Linked DNA regions of Homo sapiens: region 1 is linked to region 2. Evidence: chromatin contacts called from ENCODE Hi-C or POLR2A ChIA-PET data. All regions are on one chromosome and are shown on one strand. The core of a region is the stretch at or near the end of the contact, and the rest is flanking DNA. Distances in the headings are between cores, read along the strand shown.

Region 1 (4,280 bases), core at 496-2,995, 290 kb after region 2:
GCAAAAAGGGGAGGAAAGAGAATGGGTAACGTTATTAGGTTTGTCTACTTTAAGCTGAAATAAATCACAAAGCTGAATAGCTGCTGTCAATAAGAAACCACTCCCCAGGAGCAGCTCGTTTAATTGTTTCGTCCTGTGGTCCTTATCCTGGGAAAAAGCAGGGAGCTGATGGCAACAGAAATAGTTTGGATTCCTGGCACACTCCCAGAGTTATTTTGCAGTCCTCAGTAAGTCTTCACTTTCTCCCACAACAAAACAGTTCCAAGGATGGGATCTCTTGGCATTGCTTCTTACTACTGCATGTGAATCTACAATTACCTCAAAATACAGTTTAATTAAAATACGCACACGCGCGCGCACACACACACACACACACAGTTCCAAAGATTGGGCTGTAATCATTCTTTGAGAGCCTAGAAAAGATGGAAAACGCACATTCTCTGTGTGGTGGGCTTGGTGTACAGTGTCTTAAAAAAAATAAGCTCGTGACCTTAGAAACTTTCATGACTTAGATTGTAAATATAACAGAGGATGACATCTGTAACTGACTTTTGAAAGCAATTTGCTTTAAATCTTCATTTTTCATACAGATAGTGTAATAATTAAAAAAGGCCACTGGAAAGCAGGAAGCCAACCTTGAAGGTGTGAAGTTCGGGGCAGTGGTTGGGTCACAGTGTCCCCCAGCCCCGCAGATGAAAGAGGTTTCAGCATGAAGATGCCCCATAGTCTTGAGGCAGCCTGGGAAGAGGAGGGCTCCAGAGAGAGTCTTCTCACCGGTTCAAATGTTAACCCCTAAAAGACCTCCCAGCTACCTAAGGAAAAAATGTATAGTCAAGATGCAGATGGAAGTTATCAGGGAAAGCCAAATCCAAACCACAATGCCAATCCACTTTACCACTTCAAATCCACTAGGATGACTACACTCAAAAAGTCAGATAATAACCAGTGTTACTGATGGGCATGTGGAGATGTCAGGATCCCTATGCATGGCTGGCGGGTAAGGTAACATGGTGCAGCTGCTCTAGAAAGCAGTCTGGCAGTTCCTCGAGAGGTTAAACATAGAGTTACCACATGCCCCAGCAATTCCACTCCTAGAAGAATGAAAGCATATGTCCACACAAAAACCCATACACAAATACTCATAGCAGCACTATTCCTAGTAGTCAAAAAGTAGAAACAACTCAAATGTCCATCGACCAGTGAATGGATCAACTAACTGCGGTACGTCCATATAACGAAATAGTATTTGGCAATAAAAAGAAAGGAAATACTGATAAACACTAAACATGAGTGAACCTTGAAAATCCTATGCTAAATGGAAGAAGCCAATCCCAAAGACCACATACTGTATCATTCCGTTTCCATGAAATGTCCAAGAAAAACAAATCTACAGTAACATAAGGTAAATTCCCCCTAGGATTGGGGGAAATGAAGAGGGTGGAGGGAGTGACAATTAAGATCCATATGGGTTTTCTTCTGGAAGGATGAAATGTCCTAAAATTGACTGTGTTGATGGATACACAATTCTGTGAATATACTAACCACCGTGGAATTATACACTTTAGGTGAATTGTACGTTACGTGTATTAGATCCCAATAAAGCTGTTCAAAAAAGAGATGTGGGAGGATCCCACTCACAGACTCCCAACAGCACCAACCTTCCTTAAGAAGAGGCACTTGATCTCTTTGAGAAGTTTTTCCCTGGCCAGGGCTAACTCATTAATCTATGCCTGGTGGATGTTACCAGGTTCTACTTCCCTATTTAGTGACTTACTTAGGAAATGACTAATAAACAGAACCTGAGTCATTTTACAAAATATAATGCACTGTACACACTCACAATAATAGGTTCTGTTGATTTCCCCAGTAGCATAACAGCCAGAGAGAAAGCAGTGAAGCTCAGAGAGGGCCCAGAGAAGGGGGGAGGCTGAGAAGGAGGGAGTTAGCTGAGCCCAGGGTGCTTGTTAGGCCTCTCCTTTCTTTCCACTTAAGCCCTCCTGGTAGGAAAATGGATCAAACGAAGTGCTCTCTGGGTAGCCAGAGTGTTGAAAATGGCTCTCAGGTATTTTGCAAAATATGATACCATAAAAATAAAAATACTCACAAGCACCAAGGTGCCATTTGGAGAGCCAGGAAAGAGCGCCAAGAAGGTGAAGTATCTGGCTGATGGCTTCAGAGTTGTTTTTTCTCCCCCATTCATTAACAGAAAATAAATAAATAAAGAAGTAGCTGCTGTACCTCTTGGCTTTCATTTCAGCACAGTTTTCAGTTAGAATTCAATGCAGGGAAGCACGTCTGCCACAACACCTAAATAATTCACAACTGCTCAAAATACCAGGGACGCATGTCAGGGATGAACCCACTCCCAGGACCACGTTGACAGGGTTGTGGGGGTGTCTCCAGCTAAAATCCTGAGGAGCAGGTGGTGCCTAGTCTGCTCCCGACTGTCCAGCACTCACCTGGAATGCAGAAACCTGCTTCTTTTGCAGGGCCCCTTTCTGAAGTGACGGCTTAGATTGACATCTCTAGAAATTACACCTTAATATGTTAAACTTCAAGATCTTGGACAGACTCAGGTTCAAATCTCAGTCTACTGCTTACTGGCTATGTGACCGAAGACAGGGTACCCACCAGCTCTGGGACTCATTTTCCACACCTGTAAAATAGGGACATCAATTCCCACTTCCTAGAACTGCTTTTGAGGATTAAATGAGATGAAAGCACAGGGATTGGCACATACTAAGTGCTCAACAGATTGCTGCTATTATTATTATTTGGTAAAGTGTGCTCATTTATTTATTCTTTCAGCTAACCAATATTTTTATTAAGCCCCCACAGTGTTCCAGGCACTGGGGATATTCTAGACACTGGGGTGCAGGAACATCCCTGCCTTCATGGAGCTGCCAGTCTATGGGGAAGACAGAAAACAAACAGGCACACAAGGGGTGAACAAGTTAATGAACAACCATAAAAAGTGACAGATGGTAATGTGATGGAGAGTGGCTGGGAGTATCACTTTAGAGAGAAGACTCACATAGTGTGTGTCTTGGGGCATTAAAACTTTGTTGATTTAGTTAATGGTTACTGGCTGATCCATCCACTGATCGCAGAACCTTTCTAAACCCATCTGCGGAAATGACCGTAGGGACTACTGTGGTAGCATATACCCCTAGCCCACTTGGCTGCATGTCACACTCATGTACCACCTGAGCAAAACAAATCTCCAGCCCTTCCCTTCTGCTCACCTCTTCTTGAAGGCCAGCACTCCCTTCCCCTTATCCCTACTCTCTGGAGTCCCCTGGGTGCTGAGAAAGTCACTATTTCCTGGGAGGAATCTTACACTTCCGGTGTCTTTCAGCATCTCTGACTGTTCTTCACACATCACTGAGACAGTGGAATTTTAAACAGGGCCTTTGGGAGGAAAGGTCCACTTTGAAGACATCCTAAGTCTGCAAGACACGGAAGTGAGCAGAGAAAGGGGAGCACACAGATGATTCTTCATGGATCCCAGTCACACTGTGAAGCAGGGAAATAAAATGACACGATGAAAGAAGTGGTAAAGACACTCCCCAAAAACCAGGAGTGACTATCAACCATCTGTCGCAAATACAAGCCCACCAGAGAGAATAAGGGTGCTTAGAGAAACATAGAGAAACATAAATATCAAGTGGGCTCCCACATTCATAGAGGCATTCAGAGCCTGAGACAAAAACCCAACAGATCTTACCTCTAGATCTGGAAGTGTGAGCCAACCTAGCCCTACAAAGCATTTCTCCAGGTCATTTGGCCACACAAAACTACACCTCAGTGGAGTTAGTATTACTTCCTACTAACTGATGGCCAATATTGTTTTCTGGAAGGAAAAAGGAAATTCTGGAAGGTTCCACCCAAAATATCTGCAGAGAGTACTAACCTCTGAGGAGCACGTCTAGGGTCAGATGTAGGAAGATGATTTACTTTTCACTGGATTACCTTTTGTATTATTTGATTTTTATTATGTTTATAATTATTATCAAAGAAGAGATTTTATCTTCAAAATAAATGAAAAAGAGAAACTGCTGATTAAAAGGTATGGTTAACTTATCAATAATTACAAGTTTGAAGAGTTAACTTCCTTTTGCTTAATCATTATATGTCCTTTATTTCTTCATACAAAGAGAAAACATTACAACATTAACCAAAGTCATATAATAATGCCTTATCATGAAGTAGAAAGAAATATGAAAATGGGATTTCCAGGCAAGAGGGCCAAATAGGAACAGCTCCGGTCTGCAGCTCCC
Region 2 (5,034 bases), core at 1,886-4,385:
ATAGTAACGAGGAGCTAAATGTTAATCACCAAGACAATGGGGAAAATGTCTCCAGGTCATGTCAGACAGCTTTGTGGAAGCCCCTTCCATCACAGGCCCAGAGACCTAGGAGGAAAAAATGATTTCCTGAGCCAGGTCCCAGGCCCCCTTGCTGTGTGTAGCCTAGGGACTTGGTGCCCTGTGTCCCAGCTGCTCCAGCCATGGCTAACAGGGCCCAAGGTACAGCTCAGGCTGTGGCTTCAGAGGATGCAGGCCCCAATCCTTGGCAGCTTCCACGTGGTCTTGAGCCTGCGGGTACACAAAAGCCAAGAACCGAGGTTTGGAAACCACTGCCTATATTTCAGAGGATGTATGGAAACACCTGAACGTCCACGCAGAAGTTTGCTGGAGGAGCAGGGCCCTCATGGAGAACCTCTGCTAGGGCAGTGCGAAAGGGAAATGTGGGGTTGAAGCCACTGAAGCCCCCACACAGAGTCCCCACTGGGGCACTGCCTAGTGGAGCTATGAGAAGAGGGCCTGTAAAATCACAAGCAAGTTAGTTAATTTCTAGATACAATGGGGGTAAAGGCATTGGATAAATATACCCTTTCCAAATGGGAGAAACTGGCCAAAACAAAGGGGCTATAGGCCCCATGTAAGTCTGAAATTCAATACTGTAGTCATTCTCCCCACCCCAGAATGGTAGATCCACTAACAGCTTACACCATGCACCTGGAAATGCTGCAAACACTCAACACCAGCTGTGAAAGCAGCTGGGAGGCAGTCTGTACCCTACAAAGCCACACAGGCAGAGTTGTCCAAGGTTGTGGGAGCCCACTTCTTGCATCAGCATGACCTGGATGTGAGGCATAAAGTCAAAGGAGATCATTTTGGAACTTTAAAGTTTAATGACTTCCCTATTGGGTTTCAGACTTACATGGTGCCTATAGCCCCTTTGTTTTGGCCAGTTTCTCCCATTTGGAAAGGGGGTATTTATCCGATGCTTTTACCCCCCATTGTATCTAGAAATTAACTAACTTGCTTGTGATTTTACAGGCTCATTGGTGGAAGGGATTTGCCTTGTCTCAGATGAGACTTTGGACTGTGGACTTTTGAGTTAATGCTGAAATGAATTAAGACTTTGGGAGACTGTTGGGAAGGCATGATTGGTTTCAGAATGTGAGGACATGAGATTTGGGAGAAGCCAGGGGCAGAATGATATGGTTTGGCTTTGTCCCCACCCAAATATCATTTTGAATTATAGCTCCCATAATCCCCACGTCATGGGAGGGACCCAGAGGGAGGTAATTGAATCATGGGGGCAGTTTCCCGCATACTGTTCTCATGGTAGTGAATAAGTTTCTCACTACCATGGTTTTATAAAGGCCAGTTCCCTTGCACACACTCTCTTGCCTGCTGCCATGTAAGACATGCCTTTGCTCCTCCTTCGCCTTCCGCCATGATTGTGAGGCCTCCCCAGCCACGTGGAACTGTGAGTCCATTAAACCTATTTTTCTTTATAAATGACCCAGTCTCAGGTATGTCTTTATCAGCAATGTGAGAACAGACTAATACATTCGGTTTCCTCATTCATAAAAATAGAGTTGGGGGGTGGGGAAGTGGGTCTTAAACTTTTCCTATCTCACGGTACAGGAATAAAGGGGGATAAAATATCTTAGGTGTCTGGTCCAGAAAAGGTAATTATAAATGTTACTTATGTTTCCTTCTCCTCCTAATTTATCCAATAAATGCAAAAACTCTGAGGCACTCACTGTCTTTTGCTCTTTATCCATTCATCAAACTTTCCTTGGAGCCTAATTGCATGCCAGATACATAACTTCATAAAACACATGTGGTTGTCTCTGGTCCTGTGGAACTACAGTGACAGGGGAGGGGGCAGAAATGAAACAGCTTACTGATAAATGAGTGAATGAATTTGGCTAGATTAATAGGAGTGGGTGAAAGGTAGCATGAATAAACACTCCATTAGGGAAAAAGAAAATTAAGCTAAATTCAAAGTACCAAGTGTGCACGTGGAAGCCAGATCCTGGGAGTTTCTGAAATTCTCTGCGCCTCCCTTTCCTCTTCTACAAAATGGAGATAGTAATAGATGGTAACTCTTTTGGGTTACTGTGAAAAGTAAAACAACACTCCCCTCCCTCATCCTCACTAACCCAGCATATCAACCAGTTTTCTGAGATGTCTAGATTTCCATTTGGCCTCCAGCCAGCTTGAACAGCCAAACTGCCCCCAAGAAAGCACCCTGAATGTGAGGTCATCCAGGGTCCTAGGACTCCATCATACCCACTCCAAAACTAAAAGCCCACAGACCGTGGGGGTAGGACCTGACTAGCTGAAACATGCTGACCAAGCTACCTGAAGCACCTCTGAGGTATGCCCAGGCCTCAGGGTTGTCAAGCAGAAAAACCAGCACCTCCAGCCAGGTGTGTCTCTCTCATAAAGAAAGCTGAAACAGTTTTCCCTGCTTCTGAGTGGCAAGCTCGCCCCCAGATGTTTCTGAGAGCACCGCCCTTGCATTCCCACCAGGCCACCTGAGAACCTGGCCTCCCACATCTGGATTCGGCTGAAGCAGCAGTGTTTGAGAGAAAGGTGAGACTGGACAGTCAAGAAAGGGACAGAAAGTCGACGGTCTGGGAACTATCCCAGCGTGGACATTTACAGAAGCCACATACCTGTGTGTCCTCACTCCTCACAGGAGGACCGTGCAAAGGCAAATTGCTAGGCAGGTAGACCTCACAGATTCTCTCAGCCGGGCAGTCGGTGAGTCTGTCCAAAGCATTTGAATCTGAAGATAAAATGTTAAGAAGAAAATCCTAGAAAAACATGTCACATATATTCTACCCACCGAACCAAACAAAAACAAAAAAGAAACACTTAATTTTTAATAATGGGCGCAAGAAGTACTCAAAGTAATAAATAATAATAATAATAAAAGTTACTTCTTAGCCTGACTGTCCTGGACGAGAATTCCGTCCCCACTTGCAGGTCGGGCACTGAGTGCCTGGACAGAGAGTTAGGTCCCCCGCTTACCCCGCCCTAAGGCTGCGGAAGGCGGCGCCATCGGTCGCCATGGAAATCGCGGCGGATGGGCGGATCCTGGGCAGGTTGGCTGGGTCGGGCTGCCCGGGCGACGCCGGAGTTGCAGTTGGAGGCTGCGGGAATACAAAGGTAAGAGAGCAACTCCTGGGTTCCCTTGACTCGCAAGGGCTTGACCCCTGCCCGGGTTCTGGGAAAGTGAAGCAGAAAGTCGCCTCCCAGCGCAGAATATTCAAATTTGCCAGATGATCAGAATTACGCTGATTTAAAACCCAAACCCTCCCTAGTTTCCCACTCCTGCCCTGCTAAATCAAAATCTCCCAGCCAGGATCCGGAATCTGGATTTAACCAGGGGCCGTTTATAGAGTTGGGAGATTGGTAGATACGAGGTTCGCCTATTCTTATTTCTCAACGCCATACCACTACCCCGTAATGGTAAAAGAATTTGCACCCCAAAATCCTCCCCAGCGGCTCTGAAATGGAGTGCTTGGAGCTGGAAATGCGGAGCCCATTCCTCTCCTTGCAATACTGAAAGTTGTGAGCTGATTGGAAGCGTCGCTGCTTCTTGTGGGTTTCCCACTGGGGGGCAGCCTCGTCCTTCGCTCCTATTCCTTCCGCAAAGCAGAGCCGACAGTGTGGTTTCTGGCTAATTCCGGCTGCAGCCTGGTTAATAATATAAGCAGCACTTCTAGGAAGCGGAGCTTGGATGCAGAGCAGAGCCTAGGGCTGTAAATGGAAGAAGCTCTCAGCCCCAATTCCTAGTTTACAGTTAGGGTTCAGAACAAAGAATCCACGCTTGTAAAGCAATAATGTTCCCCTTGAGGGGAACATTACACTGCCCTTCAGTTCACGTGTATTATTTCTCAGCCCCCCCGAGCTTTATCTTTCATTGGGCAATCAGGTGGGACTTCAGGATTGATGGAGCCAAGCGTTAGCCTTGGCTGCACACTGAGTAACTATGAGCCTCACCTGACCACCTTCAGGAGGCAGCGTGGTGGTGAGAGAGGACTCGCTTCTGCGCTAATGGGGATCGCCATAGCTTCAATGACTATAAAATCAGGACCTGTCGTATCTGCATAGCCTGTCTTAGAGGTTTACGGGACGCTCAGCTCAATAGAGTGGGATAATCTATGGGTCTCTAGTACCTCATGCATTTACTGTACCTTATTTTGATAACCTGTTTATAGGTCTGACTTCTGTTATTTCATGTATAGGCATTGTCAGCTTAAAATCATGAGATCTTAAATTTGGAGAGGAGACTTTATTTCTTATAACGAGTTGCAGCTTGCAGGGTGGCCATCATGACAGGTAGAAGCTAGCCTCTGGCAGAGACCAATAGCAGGCACTTCAGAGGATAAAAGGGAGAGGTTGAGATTTATGCCCAAGGAAATTAGCTATACATACATATTCAGTAGGTTATAGGAGAATCTTATGAATATTTATGAGTCAATACATATGCACAGAATGAACATGTATGTAACATACAACACATGTTCACTTTGGGGTGGAGACAACATTAAGATACAGTCAAATTTAGGCCACACACATTAAAAGGTGAAGCAGGGACATGAAAGTAATCAACGCTCAGCCTCTATGAATCAGCCAGAACCGGTCTGTGGTCTCTTAGAAGAAAGTTACTGAAATCAGTCTCTTGTCCAGTCAGAGCTGTAGTTATGCCTTGTGGAGCACGAGGTCAGTTAGTCAGTGTTTGGTGGTTAGTGAGCTGCAATTGTTTCAATATTGCTTATCTGGAGACCAGTGCTTGTTTTGCTGATAGAGAAAAAGAAAAACCTTGAGGCAGTTAGAAAATAGTTTATTCTTTAACTGTAGGGGCTGTAGGACTTAACCCTTGCCTACTACCACCTTAGGTCTTGTTTATAATTTGGTATCTTATTACCACAAAGAGTCCATTCTGTCAGCTTATGACCTCTATTTTAGCAACATAAAATAAGAGCAGCTTTTTCTACATCACGTAGAATGCACTTCCTCCAATTCAAA

What was found. A loop is a pair of places that touch in the nucleus more often than their neighbours do. ChIA-PET counts read pairs that join two places held with the same protein, here RNA polymerase II (POLR2A). Pooled maps may share reads with other maps.
Region 1: a map of endothelial cell of umbilical vein shows a loop between it and region 2 (9-fold over the local background). The contact joins the enhancer-like site here to the promoter of FRMD3-AS1 in region 2. A Hi-C loop is called at or near these places in 1 of 168 maps with a recorded cell type or tissue (endothelial cell of umbilical vein), 1 of 37 single-sample maps with no recorded cell type and 5 of 50 pooled maps. POLR2A ChIA-PET finds 5 or more read pairs at or near these places in 1 of 52 experiments (WTC11).

The regions. Positions count from the first base shown.
Region 1 is chr9:83,509,431-83,513,710 of GRCh38, forward strand. The region is part of intron 1 of FRMD3 (FERM domain containing 3); the gene reads right to left. Among named protein-coding and RNA genes, the nearest start is that of FRMD3, 27 kb to the right of the region's middle. Within about 2 kb of position 1,746, at least 4 of the 41 ENCODE cell types and tissues checked have a DNase peak (open chromatin) inside an H3K27ac peak, as active enhancers do.
Region 2 is chr9:83,216,210-83,221,243 of GRCh38, forward strand. It overlaps FRMD3-AS1 (FRMD3 antisense RNA 1), which reads left to right and starts at 3,136. Exons shown (of 3, transcript NR_184120.1): 1 at 3,136-3,168. It also overlaps a transcript of RASEF not described here.